Linked DNA regions of Homo sapiens: region 1 is linked to region 2. The links are chromatin contacts, found by Hi-C or POLR2A ChIA-PET in ENCODE. All regions are on one chromosome and are shown on one strand. Each heading gives the region's core, a stretch centred on a gene start or an enhancer-like site at or near the end of the contact. The rest is flanking DNA. Distances are from core to core; before and after follow the strand shown.

Region 1 (6,959 bases), core at 4,402-6,901, 1.5 Mb before region 2:
TGGCAGGCTGGGGGTGGGTGCTGAGGAACCATCTGGATCGTGTGGTCCTGCCTAAACCCTTCTTCTTGGCAAAGACCATGGCTAATGTGGTCACATCCCCCAGGAGGACTCAGGAGAAGGCCAGGCAGAGTGGGTAGGGGTCAAGGAAACAAGCCTTCTGGGGAGTTGCCAGCCACAGTGGTAAGGAGGGGCCTTCCTATCCCCAACAGGTTACCAGCCTCCCTTGGGCAATAGGGTAGGAAGCGGAGGGGGGGTGGGGACTGGTGCAGGAGGCATCTCGTGGCCAACCCCCTTTGTGTGACACTGCAGAGTACCAGGAATGATGTCTGAACTCTCCATTCCCGAAGGCTGTGGCTATAGCTCCATAGTTCCAAGCAGGACCTCTGAGAAGGGGCTCAGCACAGCTGCCAAAGCTGGGCCTCAGGTGACAGGTACTTGGTGGGTCAGTCATTCAGCAGCCCTTCATGAGCACATCCATGTAGCAAGCCAGGTGACAGAAGTGAATGATAAGGAAGAGGCTGGTGCAGGCTTGGGTAATTCTGAAATCAACCAGTAGACAACAAGGGCATGGCTAACTTGGCAAACATTTGTGGGTCGACCACACCGGGCTCTGGGTTGGATGCTGGTTCAGTCCTGACTACATGGAAGATCCATTAAGTGACCTTAAGAGTGGCTTGGCTTCTCCATGCCTCAGTTTCCTCATCTGTAAGATAGGCTTGGTATTAGCTCCTGTGCCATAGGGTTGTTCTAAAGATTAGATGAAAGACTGTATGTGACAGAGTCTCTGATACCCTGACTAGCAAGAAGGATGCCTTTGAAGGAGATAAGGAGGCACAGACTTAATGTTATGCTTTAAGGACATCACTGCCTAGATTGTACCCAAGGAAAGTACCCCGGGACGTGGGAGCTAAAGGACATTAGTGTTCTTGGAAGGTTGACGCGGGCAGGGTGGGAGGATGCAGGCTAGTGTCTGGCCTCTTCCTTCAAATCTCTGAAGTCTTGTCAAGGGGCATGGAAAGCAGTTTTTTTCTCTGTTGTTCCAGAAGGCAGCACAGTGGCCAGTAGGGGAGGCTAAATCGAGCAGATTTCTACTCATGAGGAATAAGTGGCCAAAAAAAGGCCTCAAAGGGTAGTGAGTTCCTATCACTGGAGGGTTCAAGCAGGGGTCAGGTGGCATTTTGGCAAGAATATTAGAGGGGATGCAAACCTACGACTAGCAAATATTTACGATTCCATTAAAAAATGGAATTGTTCTGATTATTATTTTGAGTCAAAATTTCAAAATGTGGGAAAGTATAAGAAATTAAAAAATCTTTTAATCTCACAATTAAGAGATAGCCACTGTGTACATTTCAGTGTCATTCTTTGTACCATTTTTTCCTATGTATATTATAGATGTGAGTATGACTATCTGTATAAAGCTAAGAGTATGTTTTATATGGTTATATTCCAGTTACTTAATATTCTTCCGGGGGCATTTTCCCATGTTAAGTAGTCCATGGAAACACGGACTTTTTAATGGCTACCTAATGTCCTGTGGCTGTTCCGTGGCTTATTTAACCGGTTTGGACGCGTGGTTCTTTGCAGTCTGCACTCCTACCCTGGTAATTGATGAACATCCCTTGTGTTTTCCTCCTACCTGGGGCCAGTGTGGCTTTGGACTCGGGGGGGTCAAGGAAGGCCCCTTAGAGAGACAGCATCTTGGCTGGGTTTAGAAGGGGGGCGGGGGTTAGGCACTTATGGGGCAGGCGAGTTACTCAGGAGGGCATGCTAGGCAGAAGGAATATGGGAGCAGCCCTTGACACCTGGTCAGGAGGAGTGGGCAAATCTGATCTTCTAGCTCGGTTGGTAAGGGCAGGACAGTTGAGGAGCGTGAAGGAAAGCTGCCTCTGCAGCACTCAGCCCCCTGCCCCAACCATCATGGAGATGTTGGCATGTACATGGCCTCCGAGCTGATGATTTTGCCCAACCTAGAAACTAATGCCCACCAATCTTCCTAGCTAAAGCCAGTACAGGCTTCCATGCACAAGGCACTCTGGAAGACCTGTGAGATTAAATACCAGATTTTTGCGTTTGGCAACCTAAAACACACTAGAATAATTCCCAATACTCTCTGCCTTTGAGATACAACCTTTGGTGATATATTTTCTGCACATGTACATGTTTTTAATTCTTTTCCTCTATTGAATTCATGGGTGGCTGATGTAGGTCCCCTGAGAGCCTGACGAGTTCCCAGATACCTAAGGGCTCCCATTTTTGCTTCAGTTGGCTGTTAGGCTTGGGACCTGTGCTTCATGTCAGCACTGTGTTTCTTTTTTGTCATAAAAAGGGAAGAAAAGATGAAATTTTAAATTAATTGCACAGAAACAGGCTGCTATATAAATCAAGACAGTGAAACTCTGGTTAGGAGGGGCTGCCCCCTGACATCTCAGGGTGCATAGATCAGCCAGTGAACAGAAGTCTGAGACCTGCCTGGAAAAGGAGCTCTAAGGGGTCTCAGTATGAAATTCATGAATGTTCATATTCAAAAAATAAACTCGAAGAGTGTAAGTACCCTCCCAACGAAAGGAAGAGCCTCTCAGATGACCCTAGTTCTGGCTCTGACACCTCAGGGTGTACTTGGGCTTCCGTCCACACGGCTGGCACTCGGTCCTCTGCATCATCCTCCCTCAGCACTGTGAGCCGTCCCCAGTGACCAGGGGAGAGGGCCAGACTGGGAGCCCCCACTGCAGCAGGACTGGCAGTGGGGAGGGAGCTCCTGCTGTCCCACCTTGGCAGAGAAAAGGAGCAAGAGAAGATCCATCCATCTTTAGCAGATCTAAACCCATCCATTACCTGAAGACAAGCCATCCTATTTGTCTTGCAAGGTGAATCTTAATCCCTAAAAATAGTTTATCTTGTGTCACCTTATTTTCAAATCTGAACCTTCCAGAACATCTAGGCCAAACACTGTACTATACCTAAAACAGCCATCCACATCCATGCATCCCCCCAAGACAAGTGATATGCAGTCTGACCTACTTCCAGATTTCCTCCTCTCTGCAATGGAGTTTTTTTTCACTGAGTGTACAATGACCTTTGTGGCTTTCCTCGCCATTTTCTACTGCCCCATGTGACCCTGCCCCTGTGCCTTCCTTAAGGAAATGGCCTGGACATCAGAAAAGCTGTTACCTTTACTGGATTCAGTAATGTCCCCTCCTACATTTACATTCACCCAGAACCTGTAAATGCGACATTATTTGAAATAGGGTCTTTGCAGGGGCCATTGAGTTAAAATGAGGTCACATTGGATGGGCCCTAATCCAGTGACTGGTGTCCCAACAAGAAGAGGGAAATTTGGACACAGACACACAGGGAGAAGAGCAGGGAATGAAGTGACACATCTCCCAAGCCAGAGAACGAAGGATTGCCAGCACCCACCAGGATCTGGGAGAGAGGGAGGTAACAGATCCTCCCTCAGAGCCTCCAGAAGAGCCAGCTCGGCTGATACCTTGAATTTACACTTCTAACTTCCAGAACTGTGAGAGAATACATTTCTGTTGTTTTCAGCCACCAAGTGCGTGGTAATTTGTTACAGCAGCTTTAGGAAACTTTCATATCGCAAGGTTAATTGCTCCTTACCCACCCTCTCACCCCCAGCCCCAAGTTGCCAGCAATCAAAAATGACAGCAAGAACCCAGTGCCTCCCTTTGGAACCCATCTTGGCAGCAGAAGAGGCAGCACTGTAAACAAGGAGGTGCCTGGACAGGGCCCATTGCTTTTGGACACCAGCAGCTGCATCTGTAGAGGAAAGAGCACTGGACTGGGAGTCAAGAATGGGGCCTACTTCTTTATATTTTTTATTGATATATAATATTTTACATACTTCTCAGGTACATATGATATTTTGTTAGGTGCATAGACTGTGTAATGATCAAGTCAGGGTATTTGGAGTTTCATCACCTCGAGTATTTATCATTTCTATGTGTTGGGAACGTTTCAAGTCCTCTCTTCTAGCTATTTTAAAGTATACAGTTCATGGTTGCTATGGAACATTAGAATGTAGTCCTTCCATCTGGCTGTATGTTTGTATCGTTTGACCAGCCTTTCTTCATTCCCCGCACCCCACACACACGTCCTTCCCAACCTCTGGTATTCATCATTCTAACAATGGGTCCACTTCTGCCTCTTTTGCTAACTATTCTCTTCCCCAGCCTTGATTTCTCTGTCTGTACCTTGACTCTGGGGGAGGCTTTCAGGTTCCAAGAGAGGTACCTTTTTCTTGTTGTTGTTAATTTCTTTGTATATAAGTAATTCTTGAATGCGTTGTTGCTTTAAAAATCCTAAGAATTGGCCAGGCGTGGTGGCTCACGCCTGTAATCCCTGCACTTTGGGAGACTGAGGCGGGCGGATCACCTGAGGTCAGGAGTTTGAGACCAGCCTGACCAACATGGTGAAACCCCGTCTCTACTAAAAATACAAAAATTAGCCGGGCGTGTGGCACGTGCCTGTAATCTCAGCTACCCAGGAGGCTGAGGCAGGAGAATCGCTGGAACCTGGGAGGCAGAGGCTGCAGCGAGCCGAGATCGCACCACTGCACACCACTCGCTCTAGGTGACAGAGCAAGACTCAGTCTCAAAAAAAAAAAAAAAAAAAAAAAATCCTAATAATTTAGGTAAAATGTAAAATGGAAGCTACCCTTCCTTGACCACAGTAATTTTAGTCCATTCTCTGGAGATGACAACTGTTATCAGTTTGTGCTTTTCTAGGTACTTTTTCCTATGCATTTTTTTATCATTAGTAATAGTTGGCCGGGCATGGTGGCTCACGCCTGTAATCCCAGCACTTTGGGAGGCTAAGGCGGGCAGATCACCTGAGGTCAGGAGTTCAAGATCAGCTTGGTCAACATGGTAAAACCCTGTCTCTACTAAAAATACAAAAATTAGCTGGGCATGGTGGCACATGCCTGTAGTCCCAGTTACTGGGGAGGCTGAGGCAGGAGAATTGCTTGAACCTGGGAGGTGGACGTTGCAGTGAGCCAAGAATACACCACTGCACTCCAGCCTGGGTGACAGAAAAGAAATAGTTTAGTTTGGATATTGGTATTTTACCAAATGCCTTTCCATCTTTGTACATAAAGGTCTACTTCACTCTCTTAAACATATGAATGAAATGACATAGTATTATGTCCCTGAGTATATCCAGCCAGTCCTCAGTTTACAGCATTTCCCTACTGCAAATGGTCCTGCCCTGAGCATCCTGTGCATCCTCCTTGTCCTCACTAATGGGTACTTATTTCTGTTCACAGTGCTACTGTAGAATTAGGAGCATGCTGCGTGCAACTTGGGAGATGGCTGAGCTCTGTCATTCTCTGCTTTCAGGCAATCCCGCCCTCTCTTTTACAACCACCCTTACACTGTCTGCTGAAGAACAGGGGATGGTGTGGAGGGCTCCAGGTTCTCACCCAGGCCTCCTGAGCAAGGGACCCTCCTTTCCTGCTCTCCAGAGAAGCCCCCTCCATGACCAGAGCTAACAGCTGAGTGTGTCAAACTGCCTCTGCCCTGCCCAGAGCAAACAAGCCGGACAGGATCGACAGAAGATGAGATAGCAAGATGACCTCACTCTGCCCCTTCTTCCCCATCCACAGCATGTCAAAACCAGAAGGGCTCTTACGTATCCCATTGCACAATTCCATGCCATGCAGAGGAGGGTACAGAAGCACAGAAAAGGAAGAGTGTCCACTCAAGGTCACACAGCAAGCAGATGGCAAGCTAGGACCTTGGCTCTGGACTCTCAATTTGCCATTGGACTGTGAGACAGGTATCCAGGCGCTCAGCCTCAGATGGCAAGCTAGGACCTTGGCTCTGGCCTTCCAGTTTGCCATTGGACTGGGAGACAGGTATCTGGGCCCTCAGCCTGTCTCTTTCCCCACCCCCATCCAGCTACTGACACCATTTTCTGTCCAGCTCCTTCAGGGTCCTGCCTGCCAGGCTGACCCAAATGCTAGAAATAATGTCTAGTGCTTTTGCCAGCTCCAGGCCCTCTGAGGCAACCAGAACTAGCAGACACCCTGGGAAGCTGATATGGGACAAGAAAACGGGAGCCCTAGGGAGGAAGAAAATAAATAAGGTGTATTAGAAAGGCTTTCTCTAGGCCTCAGTGTCATCGTCTGTGAAGTGAGGCCTTGCACTCAAGGCCCTTCTGATGCTTGTCTGCTGTGGTCTGGCTCACCAGGTGCAGGGGTATTTAAGAAGGAAGTGGTCCTTTGCTCCCCTGAGACACCTCATCAGTTGGTCAGATAGGAGCAGTGGAGACCACATCCGCCCCTGACTTGTGTGCTCTGGGGGTCCTGCAGGTGTTCAGAGCATAGGCCGTGTCCCCGGTGCAGCGGAGTGGTGCAGCCTGGCACTTCTAACTTTAAGTTGGTTGTACAATCACATTGGACTGTCCTCCAGCCAGTGAGGAAATGTTGACCACACACTATATGATATGAAGGGGATGAATTAAATCTTTAATGTCCCTGGCAGTGTTTGAGTTTCAATGACATCAAATTCAGGCATTACTTTGGCAGAATATCTCTGCCCATCTTAGAGATGGGGAGGCTAAGGCCTGTATTTATGGTGTTCTGTCTGAGCTTCTGTAATTCGGGTGTGAACACTAACATTTCTCAACAGCCCTGATCATTTAGGCCCCGCCCTTCCTCCCCGAAGGCCCTGGAGTGGGGCCCCTTGGGCCACACTCCCCGCCTCCTTCCTGCCTCTACCCTCGGCCAATAGGCTCTGACTGTGGTTACTTAGATCCCAGCACTAGTGGTGCTGGGCCAGACACCGGAAAGGCAGCTCTGATATTGAGGAGGGTGTGACCTGAGCCCCTTGAGACTTAGAATCACCTCTCCCCTACAGGCTCAGCTACTCAGATAAAGCTGACCCTGGCATCAGGGGGACGGAAAGGACTCTAGCCTCAGCTGTGAGTCTGGATTC
Region 2 (6,549 bases), core at 885-3,384:
AAACACTGAAGATCGAGTTAAAATCCGGGGTACAGTCCAAAGCGGACAGTTCTTGACATGGGTCCCTGAACGAGTCTCCGGCTATTTCAGGCCTCTCTCATCCGCTTTTCAGCCAAGAGATTCGGAGACGCCCCAGGGCAATTTCGAGATCTGGGGACAGAATCTTCCCAGGAGTGACTCTGCCCCTCCTCCCGCACTCAGTGCCCGCTAGCCCCAAGCTGTCGGCTCTGGGGGTACTGAGGCTGGGACCTGCCTTCGGCGCAGACACCGGCGCGGGGCGTGTGACGGAGCCCGGCGACGACGGCGGGAGCTCCACCGCAGTTTCGTCAGAGGTAAAGGTACGCGCCCGGCGCGCGCGGCGTGTGCACACACACACACACACACACACACACACACACCCGCGCGCGCAACCCGCTCATCACACATTCCCCTCGATCTCGAGAAGCGCAATCACACGCCACTAGCCCCTCCGGCCTCTGCCGCGAACCCACCCGAGCGCGCCCGCCACCGACCACGCGGCCCCGCGGCTCCCCTACGCAGCGGCGTCTGCAGCGGGCCAGGGGCGGCCTGCCTCCCGCGTGGCGGGCTTCCTCTCGGCGACACCCTGCCACGCCACGCCGTCCCAGCCGCCAGCCCGAAGTCGCTGCCCGGAGCTGAACGTCTCGGCTGCGGCGTCCCTTCCAAGTCGCGTTTCACCGCAAGGAGTCAGCTTGCAAGCCTCTCCCCGCCCACCCGGTCCCATGACAGCTGCTGCCGCCCAAAGACAGGCAGATTATAACAAGAAGCAAAGTTTCCCTCTCTCTCCTCCCACCTCCCTCCCCCAATCTCCGCCTTCCCCCTCCCTTCCACTGTTATGCAAAACGGGCCGGCACCGGCGCTCCCACTCCAGGTACCAAACCAGCCCCCGCGAGCCGCGCCCGGTTCCGCCCGGCCGCCCCTCTCCGTGCCCAGGCGTGTGCCAGCACCCGGGGCTCCTCCGAGGTTCCGCCGCATCCTCAGCTTCCCAATGACCCGCAGCCGGGCGCCCAGAGAAAAAGCCCTAACTCTGGAGCCAAACTTTATGCTTGCAACAGGCATTGGGTGGGGAAAATGGGGGAAGGGGTGGGGGCCGCGCACGCCTCGTGCTGACATTTTTGGTGGCTGCTTGTCCCAGCAGCACCCCTCTCCCAGTCTCCAAGCCACCAGCTTCCTCGCTCCCCCGCGCCCCGGCACACCAGAGCACCCTCTCCTGTCACGCGCGTGTCGCCAGTGGGGCTCCCGGGCTCAGCCAGTGCCTGGGACTCCGCCTCGCCTTCCCTTCCCCCTGCATCGTGGAGCGCGCACCGGGGCCGCGCACCGCAGGGGGACCCAGGCGCCCCCAGACAGTCCTTCCGCCCCCATCCAGCCTGGCTTTTCCCCCCAGGGGGCTCCGCCCGATAGCGAAACCAGGAAGACGCTGTCTCCGCCCGCATGTCCACGTGCCCCGCAGACCCTTATGCCTTTAGCCGGCAACTGGCAGGAAACTCCGCGCTGCGGGCGCGGGTAGAAAGCCGCGGGGGGCCAGCAACAGCACTCTGGGGACTACAGCCTGGAGGACTAGGGGACTCCGGAGACCCGGGCATGCACCCGTGCCGGGGCCACAAGTCCACGTGAAAGTACGGCAGCAAGTGCCGGGCGCTGACGGCGCGCCTCCAGCACCCAGCGCCAGCCTGAGGGTACCCCACACCGTGGCGCGCCTCCACCTCCCAAAGGAAGCGCGGTACCCCCCAGTTTTGCCCGCGGGGTGGCAGACTCCAAGCGGCCAAGGCTAGACCCTCCCCAGCGGCCGTAGCGCCCCCAGCGCTCCGGCACGCGCCGGGAGACCTCCGGCTCCCTGCCCCGGTAACGGAGCGCATCGCAGGGCGCCTGGAAGGGGGGCTCTGCAGCCTGGAACCCCCAGTTACCCCAGGGCTCCCACCGCTGCCTCCCGGCCTCCGCGGCTGCAGCTGCGGCCCCCGCAGCTCAGCACCCCTGGCCCCGGGCCCGCAGCCCCAGCCGGCCGTACCTGCGTGTCAGCGAGATAGTTGAGGAAGAAGGAGGAGAGCTCTTCGTCCAGCAGCGCGCCGCAGTCGTTCCCCGCCATCTTCCAGCCGCGGCTGCAGCGTGCGGCGGAGTCAACGCCGAGCCGGCCCGGGGGGAGGGAGCCAGCGAGCGAGCAAGGGAGGAGGGAGGAGGGAGTGAGGCCGGCGGGAGGCGGAGGGCGGAGCTCGAGCCCCCGGCTGCCGCAGGGCCGCTAGCTGCGGGGGCGGGGCCGCGCGGCGCCCGCGGGAGCCGGGGGTCGCTCACCCACTTTCCTGCGCCGTGTCTGGCGCCGCGACCAGCTCACGCAGCCCTCAGCAAGGGGTAAAGCGCAGGCAGCCAGGTGGCGGTGCCCCAGCCAGCAGCCCGATGCCTGCGCAGCAATGCGGGCAGCCCCCGGCTCCTGCCAGAGCGAATCACGTTGCGTTAGCGCTGGGCGGGTCCTGCGAGACAACCTGCTTCTTCTGCACAGCTGGGGAAACTGAGGCTCGAGAAGGAATAGGACCTCGTTCGAAGGCCGGGCGCAGTGGCTCACGCCTGTAATCCCAGCACTTTGGGAGGCCGAGGCGGGTGGATCACCTGAGGTCAGGAGTTTGAGACCAGCCTGGCCAACATGGTGAAACCCCGTCTCTACTGAAAATACAAAAAAAATTAGCCAGGCATGGTGGCGGGCGCCTGTAAGTCACTCTTCATATCCCTCCTGAAAAAAAAAAAAAAAAAAAAATATATATATATATATATATATATGTATGTATGTGTATATATATGTATGTATGTATGTATGTGTATATATGTATGTATGTATGTGTATATATATGTATGTATATATATGTATGTGTATATATATGTATGTATATATATATGTATGTATGTATGTATGTATGTATGTATGTATGTATATACCTAGGACCTCGTTCAAAGCTACAGCGCACATCAGTTGCAGGAAGGGAAAGCTTAGGTCTTACTCCCCTGGAGGACTGTTTCTCTACCCAGGCTACAAGGCCAGAGAAGGAGGGAGAAATACCATAGATCAAAAGCAAAGAAATCAAGGAAGTCTCCTTGGAGGAGGAGGCATTTTTATCTTTTACTTGAAGGGTGCGTTTGCCTATATTCTGTGCTAAACCTGATCATATATCTCTCTCTGCCATCGTCCCCAGCACCCTTCCCCCAAAAAACTCCAATGAGTTCTCTTACCAATGCCCACAATGCATGAAGGGGCTGGGCTCCTGCCAGCCTCCGCAGGCCCGCTCACAACGGGCTTGCCACTCACCTAGTAATCTCTTCGGGGCATCTTTCCCTATTACCCCTTGGACTGTCAAGCCATTTCCTCTCCTTCCACCTCCACCATCATGGGCTCCCTTAGCTCCACCAGCAGGCCTTTTTTCTCTAAAAGCTGGTCACAGTTGCCGTTTTACATTTGTTGCAATGAAGACTTAATCTTTGTATCTCTCCTTACAAGACTCTAACACCATGAAAGCAGGGCCTAAATCTGCTTTTGCACTTGCTGTATCTGCCGTTTCTGGCACATAGTAGGCACTTAATAGATGATGTGTTAACTGAAAAAGCTGGAGAATTTTGATTCTCTGCCACCACCACCACCACACATTATACAGATAAGGAAACTGACTGTCAATGTGTACATGGAGTGACTGCCTGAGCCAGAACCAGAACTCAGACCTCCTGACTCCAACCTTGAACTCTCATCATCATGCCCTGTTGTTTACCAAACAGGAGATGAGGGCACTGCCTGGATGAAGGCAAGAAGGCGGGAAGCTTTAGGTCTGTTTTATTGGGCACGCCTGCCTCCTGCCCTCCTCCCACCCTACACTCATAAGGGCTGCCCCACCCTGCCCACCTAACAAGGGCTCCCTTCCAGCGGGAGAAGGAAATAGAGGGAGAGTCCCCAGCACACCTGCTGAGACTTGAACACCAGGGCAAAAGCTTCCTTCTCCAGTCTGAGGTTCCCAGAACCGCAGGCCGTGATTTCACTCTTTGGGCTTAAGGCCAGTGTGCTTTTAAGGAACAATGCATTCCAACAGAGAGCCTGCATCTAGCCTCAGAGCCCTAGACTAGGAGTTAGGAGTCCTGGGTTCTGTTTCAGACCCTGCATCTGGATACTGGAACATCTTGTTCCAGTATCCAGCAATTCAGGGGGTGAAGAGCGTGGGCCCTGGAGTCACACTGCCTGATTTGGAACCACAGCAAGTCATTTAGTCTCGGGCCTCGGTTTCCTCATCTACACAAATGGGGACCAAAAAACCACCAACTTCATAGGGATGTTTTGATGATTGAGGAGATAATATATGTACAGTGCTTGGCACAGTGCCTGACCTCATGGAGAATACGCTAAGCGCTCTGTTCTGTTTCCCTTCTGTTAAAATGGGAATAAGAAATATATATCCCTTAAAGGCACTAGCCAATGTTACTTGCCTTTTTTCCAGCACTTACAGGCTGCTGGCGTACTTTGGACTCCAGTATATTCAGATTTGAATCCTGGTGCAAACTAGCTATGTGCCCTTGGTCATTTACTTAACCTCTCTGAGCCTCAGTTTCCTCATCTGTAAAGTGGGGATAGCAATGGTACTGCTCCACATAGGGATCTTGTGAGGATGGATTGAATGAAATAATGCAATTCATGTAAAGTCAGTTGCCTGGCCCTGAATCTTGCAGGTAGGAAATGCCCATCATCACTATAATCATCACCAACATCACCAATGTCATCACCATTAGCACTAAGGACTTGAATTCTCCCAAGACCCCATTTTTTTTGCTACTCCCCTGGGCACCAGAGTCAGAGTCCTGTGGGATGGTTTCTGGAGATGTCCCTTCCAGGCCCAGCCTGGCCCCTGACTGGTGGTGTGTCCTTCATAGCCCAGAGGCCAAACTTGGGAGTGTCCCCAAAGCCAGCCATCTCTAGCCTTGGTCCTTGCAGAGCTGCAGTGCCATTCACTGCCTTGCCAGGGAAGGCCTGACAGCACTTTCCCAGAGGCTTTTTTGTTTTTAAAACTCCCGTGTTGATAGAAAAGCCACACATTGCCCAACGTCAGGGACTTTCTCACCAGTCACTACATCCTCACAACAGTCTTCTGGCTGGCAAGAAATTTAGGTGAGAAAGGGCCTCACCTGAGATATCTAGCGTCCTTTTGAAAAGCATATTGTCCCAGAAATTCCTTCATCACAGGTTGCTCACAGAGTCTCAGCCTCATGGAGGAATTTGAAGTTCCTCTGGCCCATGGAAAAATGTGAAGTTCTTAATTGAGATTAAAAGTCCTGGCCTGGGTGTGGTGGCTCATGCCTGTAATCCCAACAATGGAAGGCTGAGGCCAGAGGATCACTTGAGTCTAGGAGTTTGAGAACAGCCTGGGCAACATAGGGAGATCCCATCTTTACAAAAAATACAAAAAAAAAAAAAAAATTAGCCAGGGTTTATGGTGTACACTCGCGGTCCCACCTACACTGGAGGCTAAGATGGGAGCATCACTTGAGCCCAGGAGGTTGAGGCTGTAGTGACCTGTGATCATCACTGCCCTCAAAAAAGCCTGAGACCCCATCTCAAAAAAAAAAAGCCCTCAAAAAACCTGAGGTGCTAGATGATCTTGTGCCATTTGCTTCTCCTCTCTGAGGCTGTTTTCTTATCTATAAAATGAAGGAGCGGCCTGGCCTGGTGGCTCACGCCTGTAATCCCAGCAGTTTGGGAGGTCGAGGCAGGCAGATCACCTGAGGTCAGGAGTTCGAGACCAGCCTGGCCAACATGGTGAAACCCCATCTCTACTAAAAATACAAAAATTAGCCGGGTGTGGTGGCGGGTGCCTGTAATCTCAGCTCCTCGGGAGGCTGAGGCAGGAGAATCGCTTGAACCTGGGAGGCGGAGGTTGCAGTGAGCCTGGGGGTAAGAGCAAGACTTCGTCTCAAAAACAAAAAACAAAAAAACGAAGGAGTGGTCAGTTGGGCGCACTCCAGCCTGGGGACAAGAGCGAGACTTCCTCTCAAAAAAAAAAAGAAGGAGCAGTCCGGGCGCAGTGGCTCACGCCTATAATCCCAGCACTTTGGGAGGCTGAGGCAGGCTGATTATGAGGTCAGGAGATCTAGACCATCCTGGCTAACAGGGTGAAACCTCATCTCACTAAAAATACAAAAAATTAGCAGGGCGTGGTGGCCCCCGCCTGTAGTCCCAGCTACTAGGGAGGCTGAGTCAGGAGAATTGCTTGAACCCAGGAGGCGGAGGCTGCAGTGAGCTGAGATTGTGCCATCGCACTCCAGCCTGGGCGACAGAGCAAGACTCCGTCTCAAAAAAAAAAAAAAAGAAGAAGGAGCTAGCCTAGATGAACCTCTACAGAGTCCTGCAGCCCGGATGTTATGGCAGTTTATAGACATCAACCAAACCTTAGGGCTTTTCTGTACTGAGCATGTGCCCAACGCCTGAGTTTATAGCATCTCTAATCCTTCCAGCAACCCTCCGTAGGGTAAATCATGATGTCCATTTTATGACTAAAGAAACAAAAGTTTAAAGGG

What was found. Hi-C counts contacts between places; a loop is a spot of excess contacts on that map. ChIA-PET counts read pairs that join two places held with the same protein, here RNA polymerase II (POLR2A). Pooled maps may share reads with other maps.
Region 1: a loop to region 2 is called in a map with no recorded cell type, with 5 times the contacts of the local background. The contact joins the enhancer-like site here to the promoter of PPARGC1B in region 2. A Hi-C loop is called at or near these places in 2 of 37 single-sample maps with no recorded cell type and 6 of 50 pooled maps. POLR2A ChIA-PET finds 5 or more read pairs at or near these places in 1 of 52 experiments (activated T-cell).

The regions. Positions count from the first base shown.
Region 1 is chr5:151,214,088-151,221,046 of GRCh38, reverse strand. The region is part of intron 1 of CCDC69 (coiled-coil domain containing 69); the gene reads left to right. It overlaps LOC105378230 (a long non-coding RNA gene), which reads right to left. Exons shown (of 4, transcript NR_160730.1): 3 at 315-703. Among named protein-coding and RNA genes, the nearest start is that of CCDC69, 6.5 kb to the left of the region's middle. RefSeq lists enhancers at 6,100-6,159, 6,510-6,559. Within about 2 kb of position 5,651, at least 11 of the 41 ENCODE cell types and tissues checked have a DNase peak (open chromatin) inside an H3K27ac peak, as active enhancers do.
Region 2 is chr5:149,725,895-149,732,443 of GRCh38, reverse strand. It overlaps PPARGC1B (PPARG coactivator 1 beta), which reads right to left and starts at 2,134. Exons shown (of 12, transcript NM_133263.4): 1 at 2,024-2,134. The coding sequence starts at 2,101. RefSeq lists silencers at 467-696, 727-816, 837-886, 897-996, 1,797-2,476 and enhancers at 1,467-1,516, 1,527-1,646, 1,885-2,535.